2 separate regions of the Homo sapiens genome follow, and region 1 is linked to region 2. The links are chromatin loops, found by intact Hi-C in ENCODE. Cell type or tissue: CD4-positive, alpha-beta T cell. All regions are shown on one strand. Each heading gives the region's core, and the rest is flanking DNA. Links, peaks and the distances in the headings are about the cores only.

Region 1 (5,373 bases), core at 57-5,056, 170 kb before region 2:
CATTCTCCTGCCTCAGCCTCCCAAGTAGCTGGGACTACAGGCACGTGCCACCACGCCCGGCTAATTTTTTATTTTTAGTAGAGACGGAGTTTCTCCATGTTGGTAAGGCTGGTCTCGAACTCCCGACCTCAGGTGATCCGCCTGCCTTGGCTTCCCAAAGTGCTGGGATTACAGGCATGAGCCACCGCGCCAGGCCCAGCAAATTGTTTTCAAGTAGAAATCTGTTCAAACTGATAATCCAGGGATAAGAATGAAAATCCTATATCTGTGTGTGTGTGTGTGTGTGTGTGTATATATATATATATATATATATATATATATATATATATATATATATATTATATTTAAGTATCTATAGCAATCATTACCTTCAAAATATACTAAGAAACAGACTTCATAAAGAAATTTATAAAGAGGTTGGATACTTGGATAAAACTATCTACAATCAGATAATCCTCTGCAGATTGCTGAAAAAGTACAATTTCCACTCTAAAAATCCCATGGGCACTCTGCTAAGGTGTGGCTAAGATGTGGATCTCTTGCCTCCTGTAACTGGTTGAGGGTCATCTGGTCTGTAACGGTGGCATCACTACCTGCTTCGGAACCCATTTCTTGCTGCAGTCCCGTCTAGAGCACTTCTGACAACAGATGTAACCATCATGTCTTAGTACATTAAGGGACACCCACTCTAGTCCACACTAGATGTAGCACTTCATGAATATTCTTTGATGAAAATGTCAATAAATCTATTTTTAATTACAGCTGTTTCTTCTTTTCTCTCTCTCCCCCTAGGTTTTTTTTTTTTTTAAACAACCTTGGAGCTGGGTGCGGTAGCTCATGCCTATAATACCAGCACTTTGGGAGGCCGAGGCAGGAGGATTGCTTGAGCTCAGGAGTTTGAGATCAGCGTGGGCAACAAAGTGAGACCTCTTCTCTACAAATAACTTAAAAATTGGCCAGGCATGGTGGGCACACCTGTGGTCCCAACTACTTGGGAGGCTAAGGTAGCCTCCCAAGTAGGTGGGAATTGCTTGAACCCAGGTGGTAGAGACTGCAGCAAGCCATGGCCATGCCACTGTACTCTAACCTGGATGACAGAGACCCTGTCTCAAATAAAAAAAAGATCCTGGGGCCAGGCACAGTGGCTCACGCCTGTAATCCCAGCACTTTGGGAGGCCGAGATGGGTGGATGGCTTGAGCCCCAGAGTTTCAACATGGCAAAGCTCCGTCTCTAAAAAAATACAAAACGTAGCCAGGCATGGTGGCAAGAGCTACTCAGGAGGCTGAGGCAGGAGAATCACTTGAGCCCAGGAGGCTGCAATAAGCCATGATTGTGCCACTGGACTCCAGCCTGGGCAACAGAGCAAGCCCTTGGCATAAACGCTTTGGCTGTCTCTGTTGTCCTGGAGGTTACAAAATGTTGTTCCCAGGGTTCTCCCTCCTCTAGTTCTAACACCCTCCTCCCTCCTCTGCTTACATGTTGTGATTAGTAGAAAAGGAAAACTTAAACTGCAGTAAGATTTACCTCACTTTCAGGTGGGTGCGGTGGCTCATGCCTGTAATCCCAGCACTTTGGGAGGCCGAGGCGGACGGATCACTTGAAGTCAGGAGTTCAAGACCAGCCTGGCCAACATGGCAAAACCCCATCTCTACTAAAAATACAAAAACTAGCTGAACATGGTGGCAGGTACCTATAATCCCAGCTACTTGGGAGGCTGAGGCAGAAGAATCACTTGAACCTGGGAGGCAGAGGTTGCAGTGAGCCGAGATCATGCCACTGCACTCCAGCCTGGGCAACAGAGCGAGACTCCATCTCAAAAAAAAAAAAAAAAAGATTTACCTCACTTTCTACTGTAACAACCAAAACAAAGTATATAACTTTTTTCTGTTCTCTCTACTAAACATTTATTCCCCTTTCTGCTATTTCCTCAATTCTTCAGAAGCCAAGTGTGGCCTTCTACTTGTTTTCTCAAGCCTCACCTTTGGCTTTCACAGGGTTCAGTAGTATCTGAACCTAGTAGGTAGAGGAAGGCAGGGAAAATGAGGCAAAACAGTCTACTCTCCTGTTTATTACAAGGTCTTTTGGGTGAGGAGCCTGGAACAACCAGGTACAAGAGGCAGTAGATGGTGGGAAGAACCCTAGACCCCCAGGTCCAGGTCAAAGTCAAAAGATGTAGGTTCTAGCCTGGCTTCACCAACTTAACAGACACTAGCTCTGAACAAATCAGATAACCTCTCAGTGTCATCTGTAAAATAGAGTTAAAATATCTTCAACTATTTACAAGAGACTGGAAGATTAAAATAAGATATTATTGGTGAAAGTGCTCTGAAAATAGTTAAATGCTATTTTAAAAATCATTTCATATGCCCATGCAATTTCTGTCCCGCAAAACAAAGTACTGGTGGTTGCTTCTTTTCATCACTAGAGCCAAAACAAGTATGACAAAATTATCCACTTCTTGACAATTCTGAGCCGTAGACAAAATTACAGGCATACTAAAATAAAATGGGAAAAGTACCAACAAATGACAAGAGACAACATAAGCCTTGCTCAAAGCTATATTGAGAATGCCTCCTTACAAGTCATCTCAGGACAAATTTCACGGTAAAAGGTTGGTTCTAGTCTTCCTTTAGCTTCCTGAAGCCTGGAGGATGCAGCAATGTCTTCAGTATATTTATGAGAATAATGGACAGAAGGATAAGGTGAAATACTACACATTTTTAGGCTTCTCCTTAAAGAGACAGGGTAAGCCACAAAGGTGATGCCAAAACATCTATAGGATTAACACAGTGGAAACAGCTCAGGTTTTAAGAGTAGGAAAGACTTTGGTTTCTGTCTGGCTTTGCCACTTCTTTACTGGGCAAACCAGCCTTTCATTCGGATTTTTAATCTGTGAAGTAGGAATAATACTATCTATCTCAAAGGGATATTCTGAGAGAGAGAATGTATGTAAAGCACTTGGCACATAAGAGATAATAAATCATAGCAGGACAGGCAAAAACAACAACAACAAAACCCTCAAGCCATCTACTTCTATGCAAATCTGAAGGCTTTTCCTCTATACCAGTGGTTCTTAACCAAGGAAATTTTGCCTCCCAGGGACATCTGGCAATGTCTGGAGACATTTTTGGTTGTCACCACTGGGGAGTGCTATTAGCATCTAGTGGGTAGAGGCCAAAGATGCTGCTAAACATTCTACAATGCACAGAGCAGTGTTCCACAACAAACAATTATCCAACCCAAAACATCGACAGTGAGAAATCCTGCCATACAGCAGGCATTCTTTGATACTCAATAGGAGTAAGCTACTTCACCTTTCCTAGCCTTCGTTTACTCACTGGCAATGTGGGAATACATTTATCTGTGCTCCTTCCTCATCAAGCTATTGGGAGGTTCAAATGAAGTAATGGATGAGAGGCATTATTATCATTATACCTTTTACTATATACACAAAACCATCCACTTGCTGCGCAAAGACAGAAGCATTCACATACTGGGGAGGGGGAGAGGGAGGCTAACGGGGTGGAAGTCTTTGTTTGGAGGTGCCATGATCTAAAGAGGGCCTCTTGCCTATCTACCTGCTTGGCGAGAGCCAAGAGAGTTCTCATGAATAGTGATGGCACAGGAGCACTTACGTCTCAGGGAGAGAAAGGAGTAAGGTGGAATGTGGGAAGTGGGTAGGAACAGCATAGGCCTATCAAAGAGGAGCAGATAGATGTTAGGAAGTGAGACACTGCTTTGTGTCTTAGTCTACTCGGGCTGTCATAACAAAATAACATAGACTTGATGGCTTAAAACAACAGAAATTTATTTTCTCACAGTTCTGAAGGCTGCAAAGTTCAAGATTAAGGTTCTAGAAGGGTTCAGTTTCTCATGATTAATCTCTTCCTGGTTTGTGGACAGCTGCCTTCTTGCTGTGTCCCCATATGGCAGGGGAAGGGAGAGAGAAAGAGAGCCTCTTTCTCTATTTATTTATTTTCTGAGACAGGGTCTCACTCTGTTGCCCAGGCTGGAGTGCAGTGGCACAATCACAGCTCACTGCAGCCTCAACCTCCCAGGCTCAAGTGATCCTCGCAGCTCAGCCTCCCAAGTAGCTGGGACTACAGGCATCTGCCACCACACCTGGATCATTTTTTTAATTTTTTGGTAGACAGGATCTCCCTTTGTTGCCCAGGCTGGTCTTGAACTTCTGGCTTCAGGTGATCCTCCAGCATCAGCCTCCCAAAGTGCTTGGATTATAGGTGTGAGCCAGGTTATAGGTGTGTGCCTGGCTCAGATTTTATTTCCTTCCTCCTCTCCTAGGCACAACATTTTTGGCACAGCCCTTCACATACACACATACACAAATGGTACTTAAAGGAGAGAGTTTTCTGGAAATATGAGGGGATGCAGCAGGAGAAACCAAATGGAGGTTAAAAAAGCGTGCAGTGGCCGGGCGTGGAAGTTCACGCCTGTAATCCCAGCACTTTTGGAGGCCGAGGCGGGTGGATCAAGAGGTCAAGAGATCGAGACCATCCTGGCCAACATGGTGAAACCCCATCTCTAGTCAAAATACAAAAATTAGCTGGGCATGGTGTTGCACACCTGTAGTCCCAGCTACTTGGGAGGCTGAAGCAGGAGAATCGCTTGAACCCGGGAGGCAGAGGTTGCAGTGAGCCAAGATCACGCCACTGCACTCGAGCCTGGTGACAGAGCAAGACTCCGTTTCAAAAAAAAAAAAAAAAAAAGCCTGCAGCTTGCCAAGGGAGAGAGAAGTCTGGTGAAAGATAAAAGAAGGGGTGGGAGTGGGAATGGAGAGGTCACAGGGATGAAAATAGGGGTGGCAGGATTCAAAAGCAAATTAGTAAGCACAAAATAAGTCAGCAGCTCCAGAGGCTGCAGGTGAAGGGCCTTGCCTTGGGCAGATAAAAAGTAATAAGCAACAGATCATCCCCTGGTGTCACCCGCACACCCCCCCTCCCCGCCCCTCCGCCCATCCATCTTTATCCTCACACTCCGTCAACACTCCCTCAGGAAAGGATGGCATGGCCTCACTCACACAAAGCTACAAGAGTATTTCAAGAGGGGACAATGACAATACACCAAAAGAATAGAGTGGAAAAGAAGGAATTTCAAGCAGCTGGGCATGGTGGCTCATGCCTGTAATCCCAGCACTTTAGGAGGCCAAGGCAGGTAGATCACAAGGTCAGGAGTTCGAGACCAGCCTGACCAACATGGTGAAACCCTGTCTCTACTAAAAATACAAAAATTAGCCAGGTGCACGCCTGTAATCCCAGCCACTCCGGAGGCTGAGGCAGAAGAATCACTTGAAACCGGGAGGCGGAGCTTGCAGTGAGCCGAGATTGTACCACTGCACTCCAGCCTGGGTGACA
Region 2 (5,373 bases), core at 86-5,085:
GCTCTGCTCCAACCACACTGGCCTCTGAGCTGGTCCTTAAACATGCAAGCCTGCTCCTGCCTCAGGGCCTTTGCACGTGCTATTCTGCCTAGAATGTCCCTCCACTGGATCTCTGCATGGTTCAATTCCCACCTCCTTCTATGTTCTGATGTCACCATCTCAGTGAAGCCTTCCCTGACTACCTGATTTAAAATGGCAACACCCAGCCAAGTGTGGTGGCTCACGTCTGTAATCCCAGCACTCGTGGGACTCCCAAGGCAGGAGGATCACTTGAGGCCAGGAGTTCAGGATCAGCCCTCACAACATAGTGACGTCTCATCTCTACAAAAAGCAAAAAAATAGCTGGGTGTGGTGGCACACACCTGTAGTCCCAGCTACCCCTGAGGCTGGGGCAGGAGGATCGCTTGAGCCCAGGAATTTGAGGCTGCAGTGAGCTGTCATTGCTCATGCCACTGCATTCCAACCTGGACGACAGAGCAAGACCCTGTCTCTAAAAATAAATAAATAAATAAATAAATAAATAAATAAAATGACAACACCCAGCCCTAGGAAGCCCTTAGTGTCCTTCTCCCCCTAGCGTTTGCCATCATTTAACACAGAAATTCTTTTTTTTTTTTTTTTTTTTGAGACGGAGTTTTGCTCTTGTTGCCCAGGCTGGAGTGCAGTGGGGCAATCTCAGCTCACTGCAACCTCTGCCTCCCAGGTTCAAGCGATTCTCCTGCCTCAGCCTCCCGAGTAGCTGGGATTACAGGCATGCCACCACGCCCAGCTAATTTTTGTATTTTTAGTAGAGACAGGGTTTCACCACGTTGGCGAGGCTGGTCTTGAACTCCTGACCTCAGGTGATCCACCTGCCTTGGCCTCCCAGAGTGTTGGGATTACAGGCGTGAGCCACCGTGCCCGGCCAGAGAACTTCTTTTACTTTGTTATCTGCCTTCTCCCACTAGAAAGTCAGTCCGTTGAGGCAGAGGTTTTTGTCTATTGTATTCAGCAGTCTACCCAGTGCCTGAAAATAGTGCCTGGTGCATAAGTGCTTTAAAAAAAAATTGTTGAATGAAATGAGTAACTTTTTCAGGGGAGCCTGTCTTTCCAGTCTATTGTTATGGAATCTCATCTTCTAAAAAATTGGTTAATTCTTGGCTATCTCTGGCCTTCTGGCACTTGTATTCCTCATGAATTCGGTAGTTCGTTGATTGCTATTCCAAACGGCACCATGAACTTGGTCTCAATTCCTTCCACAGCAACGTGTATCTTACTCCTTCAGGTCAAAGGTCATGTCCTTCGAGAAAGTAGAGGAGGACTTGAATGATTCTGTCCCCTTGTGGTCACTTGTTAATATGATCTCATCTCTCCTGAGCATAGGACGTATCTTTTATTAGTCTGTTTTCCGGCTAAAAACCCTTTGGTTGCTCACAGCATTTTGGGCCACTGATTAAGGCAATAACATCCTATCGTTTTGCAGCCCTTTAAAACTATTTTGACTCTTGAATAATTTTTGCATTCAATAAATATATATGTTCCAGGAATACAGCCAGGAAGAAGACAGGCCACACGGAACTTAACGTCCTTAATATAAATAAATAAAGAGGAATGAAACAGGGTCTGGGAGGAAGGGCTACTTCAGATAGGGTGGTCCAGGAAATTTCTGAGATGATATTTGGGCTGAAGGATGAGAGGTGGGCCCTCTGAGGATCTAGGGGAAGAGCATTCTGGGCAGAGGGATTCTAGGTCAGGAATGGGCTTTGGGTGTTCCAGGGATGGAAAGACTGGTGTGGCTAATGTGTAGTCAATAAGGGGGAGAAGGGGCCAGAGAGAAAATCAGGGGTTAGAGCTGGCTGCACTTTTTAAGTTTTGACAGTTTTTTTGTTGTTTTTTAGAGTTGGGGTCTTGCGCTGTTATCCACGCTAGAGTGCAGTGGTGCGATCATAGCTCACTGCAGCCTCCACTCCTGGGCTCAAGTGATCCTTCCACCTTAGCCTCCCCAGTAGCTGGGACTATAGGTGCACACCACTGTGACCAGCTAGGTTTAAAAATTTGTTTTAGGGCCGGGCGCAGTGGCTCGAGCCTGTAATCCCAGCTCTTTGGGAGGCCAAGGCAGGCGGATCACGAGGTCAATAGATTGAGACCAGCCTGGGCAACATGGTGAAACCTGTTTCTACTAAAATACAAAAAGTTAGCCGGGCGTGGTGGTGCGTGCCTGTAGTCCCAGCCACTCAGGAGGCTGAGGCAGGGGAATCGTTTGAACTCAGGAGGCGGAGGTTGCAGTGAGCCAAGATTGCGCCACTGCACTCCAGCCTGGCAAAAGAGCGAGACTCTGTCTCAAAAGAGAGAGAAAAAAAATTTTTTTTAGAGATAGGGGAGGGTCTTACTATGTTGCCTTGGTTGGTCTAGAACTCCTGACCTCGAGGAAACTCCTGGCCTCAAGTGATCCTCCCGCCTCAGCCTACTGAGTAGCTGGGATTACAAGTGCACACCATCACACCTAGCTAGTTAAAAAATTGCTGGGATTACAGGCATGAGCCACTGCGCCAGTCCCAGGCTGCACTTCTGGCCATTGTTAAGGAGTTGAATTTTATCCCCATTGCAATGGGAAGCCATTGGAGGACTTAGGCAGAGGAGAGATAACATCTGATTTGGACGTAGAACAGATCACGCAGATTGCAGTGTGGGTATGGCTGTAGGTACAGACAGTGGATGCAGAGGGACCAGCTGGGAGGCTGTGATCCAGGCAGAGGACGGGATAGAAATGGCGGCAGGCCCGCTGTGTCTAGAGCTGCGAGGCTTGTTGATGAGCTGGATGTGAGGCAGCACTGAAGAGCAGGCGGGCTGGTGTTGTCCGGGTGAGAGTTAGTTAGAAGGGCAGTATCAGTTCCCACTCCTGGCCTGGACTGCTCCCCTCCTCCCTCCAGCTTTGGAAGCAGGAAGCCTCAGGGGTCGTTGTCCTATTCTAGAACAAAGAGGCTTCTAGGCTGTAGGAATTCAAACTAGAGGGCATGCGGTGGTGACTCCAAGGAGACTGAGAAGATAAACCCCAAGATCCCTGAGCCCGGAGTCCCACCTGCGGCTCGGTTGGGGCCTGGATGCTGTTCCCGCCACAACACTGCCATCCAGTGGTTCGGGGTCAAACTGCAAGGGCGGGACTCGCTCGCTTAGTAACCTGAGCCTTTCCCTATGTATCACCCAGGTCTTTAAGTGGACTGGAAGCAACTCTTTCTTTGTGAAGGGAGACTTGGATTCACTGATGATGGGCAGTGGCAGGTGAGTGTCTCAGTCTTCCCGAGTCTTGGGGCGGTCTGTGTTCTGGTCCCTTTCCCTCTGCCGAACTGCTGGGCTAGGCTGCCCTTGATGCAATGGCGAGGCTAGTGGGGAACTCTCAGGCCGTTCCCCTCATTGCTCAGCCTCCCAGCCAACCCCCTCAACCTCACGCTAAGCCAGTATTAAGGAGAAAGGATGCATGAGTGCCCCCACTGAAGTGTTACAGCTGGTGACAGTTTAGTCTGAATGTATGCAACTTTGGGAAAAGAATTCCACATGGTTGGATGAGACTAGCGTCAAGAGATGAGTGTGCCTCGTTTTTCCACCAGCCCAGGAATTGCAGGGGACATAACTCATTGCAGGAACCTCCCTCGGTGAGGACGGGGTAGAGAGAGGTAGGAAAAAAAAGTTGATCTCATCCTGGTGTGACCTTCACATTCAGGGGGCATGCGTCTTATCCTGAGGGCGGGGATGAGAGCATTGCTTGATTAGTACCAGGCAAATTCTTTGCTCTCCCAACTGCCTGAAAAGCCTCCACTGAGGGGCAGCTTGGCACAGAACACATCAGCCATTGCTGATCTGCAGGAATTCACTTCCTGGTTTCAGCCGAGGTTTTCTGTCAAATAAGGGGATTAGAATGGACGCTCTGAAGCATTTGGGCTCTCAGAGTTTGCACCCTGAGATGTACTAGCTTTGGTTAAAGAATTGCCATTTTGTTTTTTTTGAGACAGAGTCTCGCTCTGTCGCCCAGGCTGGAGTGCAGTGGTGTGATCTCAGCTCACCACACCCTCCGACTCCTGGGTTCAAGTGATTCTCCTGCCTCAGCGTCTCGAGTAGCTGGGACAACAGTTGCCCACCACCACGTCCGGCTAATTTTTGTATTAAGAATTGCTATCTTGGACCGAGCGTGGTGGCTTGTGCCTGTAATCCCAGCACTTTGGGAGGCCGAGGTGGGCGGATCACGAGGTCAGGAGATCGAGACCGTCCTGGCTAACATGGTGAAACCCCATCTCTACTAAAAATACAAAAAATCAGCCAGGCGTGGTGGTGGGCACCCGTAGTCCCAGCTACTCGGGAGGCTGAGGCAGGAGAATGGTGTGAACCCGGGAGGTGGAGCTTGCAGTGAGCCAAGATCGCGCCATTGCACTCCAGGCTGGGCGACAGAGCAAGACTCCTATCAAAAAAAAAAAAAAAAAAAAAAAATTGCCATCTTGACCAGGCGCAGTGGCTCACACCTGTAATCCCAGCACTTTGGGAGGCCAAGGCAGGCAGATCGCTTGAGGTCAGGAGTTCAAGACCAGCCTGGCCAACATAGCAAAACCCCATCTCTACTAAACATACAAAAATTAGCCAGGCATAGTGGTGGGCGGCCTGTAATACCAGCTACTAGGGAGGCTGAGGTAGGAAAATTGCTTGAACCCGGGAGGTGGAGGTTGTGGTGAGCCAGGGTCGTGCCACTGCACTCCAGCCTGGGTGACAAAGCAAGACTCCGTTTCAATAAATAAATAAATAAATAAATAAACAAATAAATAAATAAAGCTCTTAACCCCATGGGGAACAATGTGCTGAGTCCCCAATAATTCAGTATAAATTGCTTTAAGGGGCGATAAGACAGGTGAAACTGGGCTGCCGTCCTGGCATGGCCAAGAGCTGATGCTGGTGGCAGAGCCTGGGGGTTTCAGCACACAGGAGTGAGCCGCACCAAGACTGTCCTCTTCTCTCTAGTGGCCGGTTTGGGCTGTGGTTGGATGGAGACTTGTTCCGCGGGGGAAGCTCCCCTTGCCCGACCTTCAACAACGAGGTGCTGGCCCGGCAGGAGCAGTTCTGCATCCAGGAGCTGGAGGCTTGGCTTCTCAGCTGACAGCCCTGCGGCAACAGGTACTCAGCCCTGCTCATGATGCCACCCAGGCCTTCCTGACACACAGCAGCCTGTGCTGTTTGAAACACAGATGGTGAAGGGCCCTAGAGTTGGCCGAGGCTGCTGGCCAGCCTCCTTGTGGCCTGGGGACCCAAGATACAGGTGGGGGCAGGCACTGCTCTTTTGCAGAGGTGACTTTGAAGGATTAAAAGACGCTTACACCTTACTCAAGCAGCACAGAGACCCTAAGCTAACAGGGT

What was found. Peaks named below come from ENCODE experiments on the same cell type or tissue, not always from the same donor. Only the 100,000 strongest peaks of a DNase experiment are listed, where the experiment ranks them.
Region 1: a loop joins it to region 2, with 3 times the contacts of the local background. A loop is called at or near these places in 5 of 110 quality-filtered maps.

What each region holds. Positions count from the first base shown.
Region 1 is chr20:36,714,717-36,720,089 of GRCh38, forward strand. All of the region lies in intron 2 of NDRG3 (NDRG family member 3), which reads right to left. Among named protein-coding and RNA genes, the nearest start is that of NDRG3, 29 kb to the right of the region's middle. In CD4-positive, alpha-beta T cell, for the core only: CTCF peaks have their summits at 3,105 and 3,352; a DNase peak (open chromatin) is centred at 3,135.
Region 2 is chr20:36,884,271-36,889,643 of GRCh38, forward strand. TLDC2 (TBC/LysM-associated domain containing 2) reads left to right here. Exons shown (of 7, transcript NM_080628.3): 5 at 3,185-3,258; 6 at 4,981-5,133. The coding sequence ends at 5,116. Among named protein-coding and RNA genes, the nearest start is that of TLDC2, 11 kb to the left of the region's middle. RefSeq lists an enhancer at 2,918-3,640. In CD4-positive, alpha-beta T cell, for the core only: CTCF peaks have their summits at 3,094 (motif pointing left) and 3,293; a DNase peak (open chromatin) is centred at 3,101; H3K27ac peaks cover 456 bases.